2 separate regions of the Homo sapiens genome follow, and region 1 is linked to region 2. The links are chromatin contacts, found by Hi-C or POLR2A ChIA-PET in ENCODE. All regions are on one chromosome and are shown on one strand. Each heading gives the region's core, a stretch centred on a gene start or an enhancer-like site at or near the end of the contact. The rest is flanking DNA. Distances are from core to core; before and after follow the strand shown.

The links. A loop is a pair of places that touch in the nucleus more often than their neighbours do. ChIA-PET counts read pairs that join two places held with the same protein, here RNA polymerase II (POLR2A). Pooled maps may share reads with other maps.
Region 1: a loop to region 2 is called in a map of naive thymus-derived CD4-positive, alpha-beta T cell, with 7 times the contacts of the local background. The contact joins the promoter of LINC02420 here to the enhancer-like site in region 2. A Hi-C loop is called at or near these places in 1 of 168 maps with a recorded cell type or tissue (naive thymus-derived CD4-positive, alpha-beta T cell), 1 of 37 single-sample maps with no recorded cell type and 8 of 50 pooled maps. POLR2A ChIA-PET finds 5 or more read pairs at or near these places in 2 of 52 experiments (H1 and WTC11).

The regions. Positions count from the first base shown.
Region 1 is chr12:67,437,238-67,444,352 of GRCh38, reverse strand. It overlaps LINC02420 (long intergenic non-protein coding RNA 2420), which reads left to right and starts at 1,794. Exons shown (of 2, transcript NR_146500.1): 1 at 1,794-2,059; 2 at 2,881-3,355. The region is part of intron 3 of LOC105369812 (a long non-coding RNA gene); the gene reads right to left.
Region 2 is chr12:66,899,091-66,905,975 of GRCh38, reverse strand. LOC124902956 (a long non-coding RNA gene) reads left to right here. Exons shown (of 2, transcript XR_007063353.1): 2 at 1-4,856. It also overlaps a transcript of GRIP1 not described here. Among named protein-coding and RNA genes, the nearest start is that of GRIP1, 220 kb to the right of the region's middle. RefSeq lists an enhancer at 4,585-4,794. Within about 2 kb of position 4,680, at least 2 of the 41 ENCODE cell types and tissues checked have a DNase peak (open chromatin) inside an H3K27ac peak, as active enhancers do.

The sequences.
Region 1 (7,115 bases), core at 545-3,044, 540 kb before region 2:
AACCTCTGCCTCCCGGGTTCAAGTGATCCTCCTGCCTCAGCCTCCTGAGTAGCTGGGACTATAGGCATGCGCCACCATGCCTGGCTAATTTTTGTATTTTTTAGTAGAGATGGGGTTTTACCATATTGGTTGGCCTCGAACTCCTGACCTCGTGATCCACCCCCACCCCACCCCACCTCCCAAAGTGCTGGGATCACAGGTGTGAGCCACCGCACCCAGCCCATTGTCTTTTAAAATATTAATTTCAGTGATTTCGTCATTTACATTCAATGCAACCAATATCCTATTTAAGGTAATTCCAGAGTTTCAGTAAAACATCTCTGATTACCCACTTCAAGTAAGAAATTCTAAGAAGATCAGCTGATAGAGTTCAGTCATTAATTCATTCAACAACTATTTAACACATCTGTGTCAAGCACTGTGCTGGAGTCTGGAAATTCAAAGATGAATGAGAAATGGTCTCTACTCTTAAACTGTCTGCAGTGTGGAGGAAGTTCTAGGATGGGGAAATTGCTTATGTGGGGCAGTGCTGAGGCTACTGCTGACCTACCTAAGCCAGCACTTCAGGTTTATGCAGGTCCCTGAATCAGCAATACAAGCATCACCTGGAAACTTGTTAGAAATGCACATTCTTGGGCTCTTCGTACAAACCTACTGAATCAGAATAAGAGAGTGAGGCCCAGCCACCTAGGTTTTAACAGGACCTCCCAGGAATGCTGAGGCTCACTTTGGTTTGGGAATCTCTGGTCTAAGCTCTGTTCTGAATCACACCAGGCCTATATGGAAGGTGATTAGCCATTCCCAGCCTTCTTCTCTACAATCCCCCCTTCTTCTTTTAGGAGATTAACATGAAACATCAATCCAGAGTGACTACCCAAAATGAAGTAAAAATACTATTTTCTCACATAATAGCAACACATGACACTGCTCCCAAATCACAGAGACGGTTTTATGAAGATCAGTATGGTATGGACTAAACCGACTAGAGCCACATCAGCATCAACACAGAGGGATTCAGAAAGGATAATATCATCATTGTCTCCTGTATTAGTCTGTTCTCACATTGCTATGAAGACACACCCGGGACTGAGTAACTTATGAAGAAAAAAGGTTTAATTGACCCACAGTTCCACATGGCTGGGAGGCCTCTGGAAACTTACAATTGTGGCAGAATGCAAAGGAGAAGCAAGGTACCTCTTGCATGGCAGCAGGAAAAAGAGCCGCAGGGGAAACTGCCGCTTGTAAACCATCAGATCTCGCGAGCCCTCCCTCACTATCACGAGAACAGCATGGGGGAAACCGTCCTCATGATCCTCCCAATAGCCCCCAATCACCTCCCATCAGGACCCTCCCTCCACACGTGGGGATTACAATTCAAGATGAGATTCAGGTGGGGACACAAAGCCAAACCATATCATCTTCATTCTCCCCCCTGGCACTTGAGGGGAAAAAAGAATCATATCAGCTTGACTATTCAAAAAAGAAGCAAGAGCGCCACAGTTATTTCAGTGCATGGGAAAAGGGATAAACTGAAACAATAAACTTGAACGTTTAGGAATATAAAGGTAAGGGGGAGAGAGATAACAATCTTGGCCTCTGAGTTCTGCAACCCTATGGTTGTTTTAAACAAATGAAAGCAGATTGCTTTCTTCCTGGAGTTCTAGTGAAATGTATCTTGCCACCAGCAGACCGTTCGGAGCTCCTGGCCACAGTTTATTGGCTCATTGCCACGTGTCATTAGTGACCTATTTTCGCTGCTGTGAAATCGGCCATGTCTGAAGGCCCCCGAATCAGCAGTTTCTCCCTCCACTCACCGGCTCCAGGCTGGCAAAGCTGACACCAGTGCCACAGAAAATGCAACCCGCTGCCCTCTCCCCAAAATGTGGGGAGAGCACGGTTTTGCTATGAAGATGTCGGCTTTGACCTGAGGCTGACTTGAGAGCCCAGCTGTCATGTCTCTTCCAAATAAGCTGCTGAACTTGGAATTATCTTGGCTGAATAATTAATCAGGACTAAAAATAACCTCAAACTGCCTGGGCTTTGCTTAAATCCTACACAGGTGAGAGAAGTAGGTTTTTTTTTTAACGTAATTGCAAAACCCATATTTTGAAAGGCTCTGCACCAAAATATGAAAATAATTACCCAACATGCCAATTTGGGAGATAATTCACAGTTAATCTGGCTCTCTTAAAAAAATGCCACCTTTTGAATTTCACATTGACTTCAGATTGTCAGTTCTTGGTGGATATGAAAAGCAGCCGAGAGTTGTACTCAAAATTTTCTAAGAATACCTTCAAACACAAATCCATGGGGAAAAATATATCCGTTGGTATAAAGAGCGCCTGTTACCAGGCAGATTAGACAGTGAGCCGAGTTCCACAAGAGGGCGCCTTCCCCATGCTTCCTTCTCGAAGGTGAGGGCGCTGCGTTTCCGCCCCAGCCTTGGCTGCCCTTTCTTTTCCTTTGCCCTTATACAAACGATGTGCTCCCAAGAGCGAATGCTCAGTGTCCTGTGGAATGCTACTCCTGTGACCACTTTCTAGCTGAGATCATCAGGCAAATGTTATCTCTGTAACATCAGAGGAGCAACTTCAAATGATGAGAAATCAAGCAAAACATTAAAAATACAGGGGGAAAAAACAAATACATCTAAACTGCCTTCTCTCCATGGTGATCTAGCTTTGTGTGTTCATTTTCTTGATATTGCTGTGATACAAATAGGATGTGATGAAATGAAAGTACATCCATCACAGCAATCTTGTGTCCAGCCTGAATCTCAGACCCAGATGTGGCTCCAACCAACAAGTGACCATGAGCACGGGGCCCAGGTGTATTCTGGGAAGCTGCTCACCCTCACTGCCATTTCTTTCATCCCCGTAGGCACAGCATCACCTTACATCGAAGACAGATTCAACGAATCTGCCTCTCATCCTAGGTGGCCACTAGGCAACTCCTCTGGGACCATTTCTTCCTGCTCTATGCTCCCATGACCTTCATTCATACTCCCTCTTCCCCTGCTGGAAACCTACTTCTTTTACCTCCTCAAAGGTAAAAGGACCAGCTGGTGAACAAAAGAATACATTTGCTCTATCTAAAGAGAAGCATTAGAGCAAGGGAGGAAAAACTGATGCAAGACAAATGACTTGGGCTCATCATAAAATACTGAGCAGTCAGCAGAACATTAAGAAGAGACTTCTACTCCCCACCACACACATAACCATCTGCACACCTGAATGCCGAGACTAAGCCTCACCAGACGCCAGCAGCATAAATGAGAGGAGTCACTTACCCCTCTGAGGCTCAGGCTTCTCGACTGGAAAAAAAAAAAGATAATAAAAATATCAGTTCAGTTGGGCATAGTGGCTCATGTCTGTAATCCCAGCACTTTGGGAGGCCAAGGCGGGTGGATCACCTGAGGTCAGGAGTTCAAGACCAGCATGGCCAACATGGTGAAACCTTGTCTCTATTAAAAATACAAAAATTAGCTGGGCATGGTGGTGCATACCTGTAGTACCAGCTACTCAAGAGGCTGAGGCAGGAGAATCACTTGAGCCCAAGAGGTGGAGGTTGCAGTGAGCTGAGATCATTCCACTGCACTCCGGCCTGGGCAACAGAGCAAGACTCCCTCTCAAAAACAAACAAACAAAAAAAACCTAATGAATTGTCAGTCTCAAGCCAGTGGGTAGCCAGTGGGTAACCTGGTAATGTAATGGTTCTGTGAAAGAGAGGGTCCATAGAATACAACAAATGTGTGATCTTGTTACTTCATTTGCTGTGATGTGAGCTGAATAAGAGTCACAAAGAATAAGAGAAGAGCTGTGGTTGTTGTACAGAAATAAATACTATTCATCTTGAAACTTTCACCTCATCCCCAGAAGTATCCAATAGAATTTATTAATGCGTATTTCCTACCCAGTGTAGTCAATCAATGTGTAATAAAAATGCTGATGGCCACAGCTTAAATTATTAAAATTCTAGCAGGTTTACCAGGTCCTGAGCTTAGAAATGCATGCAAATCTCTTCATTTGAATAGTTGACTTAATATCATTAGTTCCCCCCTATATCCTCTGGTTAGAGCTCACCTCTAATGAAGCCTCAGGAGCTGATGATATTCCCATACAGTCTTGTTAGTTTTAGAGAGAAAACTCTCCCCACAACCACAAAAGTCTTCTCCTAAGCCCTTAACCTAGAGGTGTCACAAAGAGCATGAGGCATCATCACTCCTGGGACAATGACCCTAAATCCTTGTCCCACTGAGATAGTAGCCTTATCTTCCTGTCAATAGGAAACCCTTGGTCATTTGTTGTGGGCCAAGAGGAACCTGTGGCCAGAGGACGTTAGGAGGAAAACCTGGTTTGGCAAAAATGATGCAGAACAGGGACTTGCCAAATAGTAAGGGTAAAAAGAAGATGACTTCTAACTGGCTATGTGGCTGAAAGTCACCGAAATGGGCAGTTCCACCTTGTGGCCTTTGGCTCTCCAGAGGCAGGAATGAGGATAAAAAGGTAGTGGAAATACCTAGAAGATGAGACCTGAGACCAGCAGAGGCAGAGAGGTCTTTCTGGTTTTCTATGGGAGAGTAGCATTCTTCATTTCTCTCCTCTGTGCTCCCTGTGACTTCTGTTTAACTTCTGTCAAAGTAGTTGTGACGCCACATCACTCTTTCTTATTTGTCTATGTCCCTCAGTAAACTTCAAGCTCCACGTGGGCCAGAACCAGGTTTAATTTGTTCATAATGGTGAATAAACTTGTATCCCTTGAACTGATTACAGCCCAAGCTCAAAAATGTCTTAAATGAGTAAATGAATGCTGCATACAAAGGTTAGCCCTGAAGGAGAAATGAGCAACATATTCTAATGGAGATGTATGTGGCACAGAACTTGGAGATCAAAGTCAGCCTCTTGGGTAGACTTCAGGGATGGGCTTTAAACAAAGAGGCAGGAAGATCCATAGCATTACTTGGGGGATGAATAAGACTCTAGAATTGAGTTGGCCCAGAAATTTTGGGTACAAGCAACACTCACTTTGTTTGATATGATTACAGAGTATTTTCTTCTGTTTACTACTTTCTTTAATTTAATTATGTGATAAAAAGTGATCACTGTGTGTATTAGTCTATTTTCATACTGCTATAAAGAACTACCTGAGACTGAGTAATTTATGAAGAAAAAGCTTTAACTGATTCACAGTTCCACATGGTTGGGGAGGCCTCAGGAAACTTACAATTATGGCAGAAGATGAAGGGAAAGCAAGGCACATCTTACATGGCAGAAGGCAAGAGAGAGAGTAGAGGAAAATACCACTTTTAAACCATCAGATCTCGTGAGAACTCCTTCACTTTCACGAGTAAAGCAAGGGGGAGACCGCCCCCGTGATCCAAACACCTTCCACCAGGTTCCTCCCCCAACACGTGGGGATTACAATTCGAGATGAGATTTGGGTGGGGACAGAATCAAACCACAGCACTGTGTATTTCAACTACTTCCAGAGATGATGGGCACATAAGGAGTAAAGAATAGAGGGGGGGACAATTTCCTCCACGTGTCTGGAAGAACTTTCACAAAAACATACTCATGGGTCGTTCTACTCCAAGAAGACGGATAGCTCTTAACACATAGTAAATAACTTTTCTATCTGAAGTCTGCTTCTCTTTCTCCAATGTAATTGATTTGTAAAGGGGTTTTGCCCCACCCCCCACTCTCCTTGATTAAGTTCATCCGTGAACACCAGGAGGCTGGTCTGCTCACCCCTACACAGGTGTCCTTTCTATTTTGTTTTTTGAGACGAAGTCTCAGCTCACTGCAACCTCCGCCTCCCGAGTTCAAGTGATTCTCCCACTTCAGCCTCCCCAGTAGCTGGGATTACAGGTGCACACCACCATGCCTGGCTAATTTTTTTGTATTTTTAGTAGAAACAGGATTTCGCCATGTTGGCCAGGCTGGTCTCGAACTCCTGACCTCAGGTGATCCACCTGCCTTGGCCTCCCAAAGTGCTGGGATTACAGGCATGAGCCACCATACCCGGCCCAGGTATCCTTTCTTAGATGGGCATTACATCAGTCCCACTATCAGTCCCCAAACTAAGGTCAGTGTCTTAAGACTTGAAAGTCAATATGACTATTAGTACTACTTAAGGGGAATAATTGTGTGCTACTTTTGGCTTCAGTAAGTATTGTAGGCATATCACAGCAAAGGCTTTAGAGGCTTAGAGAGAAATCGAGATAATTGAGCAAAGGTGGTGACTTAAAACCAGCTCTACAATCTGTGTTATTCTCTTCGCTGGAGAGAACCCTGCAAAAAGGGGCAGTTAGGAGTGAAGCAGATAGCCTATGTTCTTGAACCTGTGAGCACTCACTGGTGACATGGTTTGGAGAGTAGAAAACTGGCCTATGCGTCTGGACACCCAGCCGCTGTCAACTTCAGCAAAGCAAAGTTTGGCTTCCCAGCAAGCTAAGGAGGCCTTTTCGCCCTTGCACTTGATGTTCCCTTAACACGGAATGCTCTGTCCCAGACCTGTCTATGGCTGGCTCCTCCTTCTTCTCGGGTCTAATCTCAAATGCGACTTCCCCAGAGAGGCCTTCCCAGATAGTCCCCTCCCTGGTCATTCTCTATCATGTCGTTGTATTTCACTCATGGCACTCATCACCATCCAAAGCTGTCTTTCCATGTACTTGTTTATTTGATTATTCACTGTGTCCTTTTGCTCCATAGATAGATAAGATTCATAAAAGCAGGGCCCCTGACTCTCTTGTTTGCTACTTTATTACAAGCACTTCAAATAATGTCTGGCACATAGTAGGACCTCTATCACTGTGTACTGGATGTACGAACAAATGAATGAATGAATGAGTAGCCTGAATATGGGGCTCAAGATGGCAGTGAGAAAAGTGCTGTCCCATCATGAATAGGGTAGGTTTTATCTCCTGAAGAGGATATGTGCATTTTCTAAAGGAAAGGAGGTAGGGAACAAGGAAGATATCTGTATCATCGGAAAAGATCTTTTATTCCCATATTGAAGCACCAACACGTCCTCCCCAACATGCATTTCTGCATGTGGGTGACATGCCAGAAGGCAGGCAGGGAGGGGCAGGCATTAAAGAACTAACAAACTCACCA
Region 2 (6,885 bases), core at 3,431-5,930:
ACCACCTTTTTACTAATAGCATCTCTTCTCAAATTTTGTGCAGAAAATGTTCCTTTAAAATGTCTTAAAGATATAAAAGGATATATTTATCCTATTACATTGTAGTAGAAATCGAAAACACTATGGCTTTTATTAAGGTAACTTGCGAAAGTTGAAAAAATCATTTAAAAACCTGAGAAACTCTTGTAAAATCCTCACTGAGCATTGCCAAGAGCATTCTAAACTTAGTCTGTCACTTTAAAATGACTATATAATAACACATGTAATTAATATGAGCTATAATAAGACCTTCTAATCAGCTGAAAATTCAAGAAAGGTTTTTTAAAGGTTGAATCCTTTATATAAATTTTGGGTCGATGTGTAGTTATTTTCCCCTTGCTCATAAAACCTTTGATTTGCAATTATTTCCTATTGAAAACACAGAATATTTCATTTCAATCATACCTGAATTGTCATTTGCTCTCATAAACCATGTATTCCTAACAACAGAGTTAAGATTATCTTAGCAAAGAAAAGTCCCTCTTGTCTGTTTCTCAGTATCCTCCCCTGGGGCTTTCTGCCCTGCCCAACTACTGACCTATGTAATTCCAATGGCATCTATCATCTCTATCTAGGCACTAGGCACTCACACCTCACAAACACAAACATCCACATATGGAAAGTGAGGAGCTTGGAGCAGAGATTTCCTACAATGAACATTTTTATAAAACAAGAACCAGGCAACTTGCCACATTCATGTTCCTTCAACTTATAGTAATGGGTAACTGGATGGGGCAATTTGAACTAGAATTTAAAGTAAAAAGGAAACACAAACAGCCTCCATTTGTTTATATATTACAATTTTGAAAATGTTTACTGAATACCCAAATGCTATCTACTTTGTGAGGTATCACAAATGCTTTTACAGAGTCAACATGCATAGAGACTCAGCAATATTTCTTGTATCTAAGGACTTGGGATGGTGAAATCTCCTTTGTTGAGGACACCGCAGCACCATAGAAGTAGCCAATCTTTTAAACTCTCTTTTGCTTTACCAATAAAAAGACAAACAAAAACAAAGCTTACTTTTTTTTGTTTTTTTTTTTGAGACGGAGTCTCATTCTGTCACCAGGCTGGAGTGCAGTGGCGCAATCTTGGCTCACTGCAACCTCTGCCTCCTGGGTTCAAGCGATTCTCCTGCCTCAGCCCCCCGAGTAGCTGGGGCTACAGGCACCTGCCACCATGACCAGCTAATTTTTGTATTTTTAATAGAAGATGAGGTTTCACCACGTTGGCCAGGATGGTCTTGATCTCTTGACCTCTTGATCCGCCTACCTTGGCCTCCCAAAATGCTGGGATTGCAGGCGTGAGCCACTGCTCCCAGCCCAATCTGAACATTTTAACAAGCTTCCTATTTAAAGGAATGGGGTTTCATAAGCAAATAACTAATATATGATGAACTCCCCAATTAGATATGTCTTTTAGACACAGTCTCAGAATATAAATTCCCAGAATTTCATACACATTTCTAACCTTCATTTTTTAAATTCATAATTGAAAACACCATCAGCCAACTCTCAGATCAATTGATTTTCCATCTGTGATCCTTGCTTCTTATCATTTTGACTAATTAATACTTCCATTACTTCCACTTTTCCATGCAGTTCTTGGCCAGTGGGCAGGGCAGCACCACCATGCAGGGGTTTGAAATATTTGTTCAATAACTGATGTGCAAAAGTCTGGGTTATAGAAAGGTTGAAAACGTCTCTACTAAGATTATACTACAGTGCCCTCTAGCCTATATAGCAGGGAGAAAAATGTTTCCCCTTCCTGCTGTTCATTTCTAGTGGCACATTACAGTATTTGTTATATAAAGGGTATGAACCTGCTATTAAATACCATACTTCCTAAAAGGCAGACATAAAGTTGCTTTCTTATAGCACACATAAAATTACTCTCTTAAACAGTCAGTGCCTTCTTGCTGAAGAAATACCCAGTATCCTAAAGTGTCAACAGGTGCAGAAACACTGCACTGCTGTGTCTAGGGACTTTCTGTTGAAAACCTTTGCTTGGCTGAGTAAAAGTAGAGAAGAGTTTAACTTCCATCTCTCTTCCTCATCCTCCATCAGAAGGCAGCAGTCCATAAACCCTATTCTTAAGTGTGGCAAGTGCAGATGCCTTTGGTGATATCTAATTATCCTTGATCTCTAAATCTTTATTGTCTATTGTTAATATTCTTTCCCTTCATATCATTTTGGGAAAGAACAATATCTATAGATTTAAGCCCTTCTGTGTCTATGTTGTTTTACATTCAACAAATAGACTTTAAAGAGAAAATGTAGTGTTTCCTAAAATCTTTCTTTGATTACTTGATATCTGTGGTTTTCTTTCCTACCTCCCCTTCAAACAGAAGCCTTGAAATACTAAAAACTTAACCTCAAGAATTTCATTAGGCAAAGCTCACAATATTTTTTTTGGAGATATTCTTTAAAAAATAATTTATCTTTCTTCAAAATCTTCAAATTGTAAAAGTAGGTGAGGAGTAGGACATAATTTATTCTACTGTGTTGGTTAATAACCTTGAAAGTTTACTTAAAAGGCAGTCTCTTTCCTGATTATACAAAACATTTAATGGGAGGAAAAAAGCGCTCTTGAAGTATTGCCATACACAGACTTTTAAACTTACAAAAAAAAAAAAAATACTGCAGCACGTTTACACTCTGCCATAAAGTACTATAATGAATAATTAAAACAACTAGAATTGTCAAAATAAATAACTATGGATTGCGGTGTAGTGCTCTAAATTTTTTTAATGCTTTTTTGCATGTTGATTTACATAGCATAGTAATAAGTCAAGGATTTCCCAGTCATTAAAGTGAATTAACAAGAAAGTATTTTAATGGGTAGTTTTGTCTTATTTCAGAATTTGACTAGTTATTTAATTCTATACCCTTCTCTTGCATTTACTCTAAAAAAAACTGTGTTTGTATAAATAATGTATTTAAAAATAAACAAATCAGAACTCCATGGTCTGAAAAACAGAATTTAGCAACTAATTTGTCACGTATATGTGAAGCTTTCCCTAGTACCTCACTTCCAAGCATTGAAGAAATGAACATTTCACGCAGAACATGTATCTTTACTGTTCAATAATTCAAAAGCGCTAACAACAATATGCATTTAAGGGTCTTTATATTTCATTCGAAATACAAGCTCTTAAAACAACAACATCAGTATTTCTGTGTCTATATCCAAATATATTAAATGATGTCTAAGTGAATTTTCCCAGAAGATTGTCACTATTTCCCATATTAAGTCATTGGTATGAAAAATTCCAGTTCACTTTCATCTCTCCCTGTATCTCTTTTGCAATATTCCGAAGTGGCCTACTTGGTAACCTCAACTTTGAGCTGATGAATGAAACTGGCAGTTTTCACGAGTTGTCTTCTAGTCCTGGAGCAAAGGACTGAGTATAGGAGGAAGACTGCTGAATGACATCTGGGAGACTGCTCAGCTGATCTGAGATTTGAAGCTGGTGGTGTTCACATACTTCTGCACCATCCCAGAATCTTTGCCTGAAACCATCCCTCAGGCCAGCTATTTCTTGGAGGTCTATGACTAATGTCACATTGTAAAGGAACAAAAGTTTTTAATCCATGTTGGTGATATGATTGGCATTCTCATTTAACCTCATAATATATTAATATGATCAAATTTTGCTAAATATGTGAATGTAAATCCAAAACAGTGAATTGTTGAGAGTGGGAAAGAAGTCTGGGGAGGTGGGAGAGAGGGAGAGATTCTAACACTTGTTGAATATCTGCTAAGTGCCAGGTGCTTGCTGTGTATCATCTCATTGAATCATTGCAACACCACTGTAAAGAACTAGTTCCCCAGTTTTGCATGTGAAAAATATTAATTGCTTTCCCAGTGTTACCCTTGCCCAGTGAATCATGGGTCTTAATTCTCCACCAAGTATTTCTGACTGCAAAGCTCATGTTTTCTGCCCATATGCACATGATCTGAAGGATCAACTCAGCAAGAAATACTTAAAGTTTTTTGTTGCTGAATGCATTATAATTTTGAGAAGACTTTATGTATGCCGTTGCTTCCCAAACATTACAATACAATTGTGGAACACTCAATGGAACTTTAGTTCATTATGGCAGTGAGAAGGTAACAAGGAAATAAGAGCAGGTCTTTGCCCTTCCTGTTGCTCCGTGTCTCTTGCCTGATGCCAGGTTTCCCTCAGACCGGATATGAGACTTGGACCTGTGGTTTAGGTGTCATTTGCAGAACAGTAAGTCTCAGGTAGAGTCTTATAGTTCCTGATTGTAAAGGTCAATCCAAGTTTATTAAGGCTACTGTACATCCCAGCTTTCCTGACATAGCCTTGAATTGAAGGGCTTTTATTCTTCATCATAAAAATGATCTCTTAATGTGTGCCATCTTCCCTTGTAAGACTATTTGATACCTTTGCAAACAAGAAAGCCTCTTGTCAAAATATATAATGTGATTTTTCTATTTGGAGGGTCTCAAGAAGCATAAGCAGAACTGAGTGAAATATGGAGGGCCTCCCTTTCCACCAGATGTGTCCACACGGAGTGATTGAGTGGTATGCCCTGTGGCAGCAAGAGTGACAAGTCTTAGGCCTACTTCTGCTTTCACTTTTTCTTTTGTCTATTGCTTAAAATAACTGAGCTTTATATTTTGTTCCCCTCATCATGTGAAATTGCAGATGTTTACTGGTTTCATTCTTTCTTTTGATGAACTAACTCCCCCTCTAATGGATGGTTTTTGTTTTCAAAACAAAGCTGTACATTTCAGTTTGAATAGCTCCCTCTGATATAATAAAGTTGTTCTTTTAACCCATGTAATCAAGATTTCCTTTCATTTTAAACTTAAAAATAATTTGGAAGATGTGAGTGATAAATTTCCATGCAGCTGATTTAAATATTCTGGTTCATTTTCATTCATGTATCTCTACTCCCATGGGAGAAATGTCAAATTAGGGAAATAGCAGTGCATTCCCTTCCTACTTTCAAAAAACATGCAGGATTTAAGAGCCAAGACCGAAAGTATTTTGTCTTAGCTTTTAGCTTAGAAACTGCTAGTTGCCTACCCAATATCCATTCTCCATTTACTCCTAGAAACCTGATGTTTTTCCAGTTGGCAATGTGCCCAGATACACACTCTTATTTCCTAGCTTCCCATGGGTGGTCAATGAGATTAGGTAGAAGTCCTTGGGTGTGCTTTCGGGAAGGCTATGTGAAGCAGGCTGACTCAGTTGAGAGGGAAATCTTTTTGGCCCTTCCCTTCTTCCTCCTCTTTTTGCCTGAAATGTAATATCTGAAGCACTATAGCCACCTTAGGCCTTGCAGATAGAAACTATGTAGAAAGATAGGCTCTAGAGTTCCTGATGACTTTGGACCTGCTATAGCAGTGTATGTGTCTGTTTTAGTCAGTTCAGGCTAAGACTGGGTGGCTTAAGCAAAAGATACTTACTTTTCACAGTTCCGGAGGCTAGGAAGTCCAAGATCAAGAGGCTGGCAGATTTGGTGTCCAGTGAGGGCTGTTTCCTGCTTCATAGATGTGATGGCAGTGTTTGCCCTCTGTCCTAACATAGTAGAAGGAGAGAGTGAGCTCTCTGGGGTCTCTTTTATAAGGGTGGGGGTTAGGATTTCAACTTTTGCATTTTGGAGGGGTACAGACATTCATAACAAATGCTTACATCTCTACTTCATTTATCTGAAGAGGAAACAAACCTGTCTTGTTTAAGCCACATATTGGGAGTTTCTATTATATACAGACAAGCCTAATCACACCTGATACTATTTTCTTTACCTTTTCCATGACTGTAATACAAAAACATCTATTCCTGCTTCACCAATCTCTTTACTTCTCCCAACTCTAATTTCCTCCTTTTCCACTTATTTCTAACATTCAAGAGGACATTTTCAGGCAGGAAGTGCCTGCCTAAAAATCACATATGCTATCCTGCCCAAGAATGGAGAATGTATTCACAGCTATTTCTGCTAGCATTCAAGAGGACATTTTCAGGCAGGAAGTGCCTGCCTGAAAATCACATATATAGACTGGTCCTGCCCAAGAATGGAGAATGTATTCACAGCTATTTCTGCTGTTCCCTTCTTTGTTCTCCTGTGAATATGGAGATTTTCAAAGAGGCCCAGAGACATTTCACAGCAGCACTCATTGCAGTAGTTGTGGGATAGAGAAGTATAGGACAGAGTAGTTCTGCATGCATGAGCAATTGAAGTCTAGTATCTACCCCATAGCAAAAGATGAGTTGTATGAGGTTAGAATCTCACATGGGTTGGATGCAGTGGCTCATGCTTGTAATCCCAGTGCTTTGGGAGGCCAAGATGGGAGGATTGCATTAGGCCAGGAGTTTTCAACCAGCCTGGACAATATAGCAAGACCTCATCTCTATAAAAAATTAAAAAAAAATAGCCAGGTATGGTGGCGTGAATTTGTAATCCTAGCTACTCAGGAGGCTGAGGTGGGGGATCACTTGAGTTCAGGAGTTTGAGAATGTACTGAGCTATGATCGTGCCACTGCATTCCTGCCTGGGTGACAGAGCAGGACCCTGACTCAAAAAAAAAAATTTTTTTTCACATGGGACAGGAACAGTTTCTTTCCAATGATGTCTACAGGAAGTACATTCTGTCCTGACAGCAGCATTTCACTGAATGAGTGTTTCATTGACTAGTGAATGAGAGAGCTCCCTTTAAGCCTTTATTGGACCTGGGTACTCTTACTTGCCTTCCTGCAACTTTCTATGGGACTGCTAATGTCAAAGAAGATAGAGATCAAGTTCAGTCTGGGGTGAATTAAAAGAGTGATCCAAGAAGCAATATGGACATAAATTGAGAAATTAGAGTGAG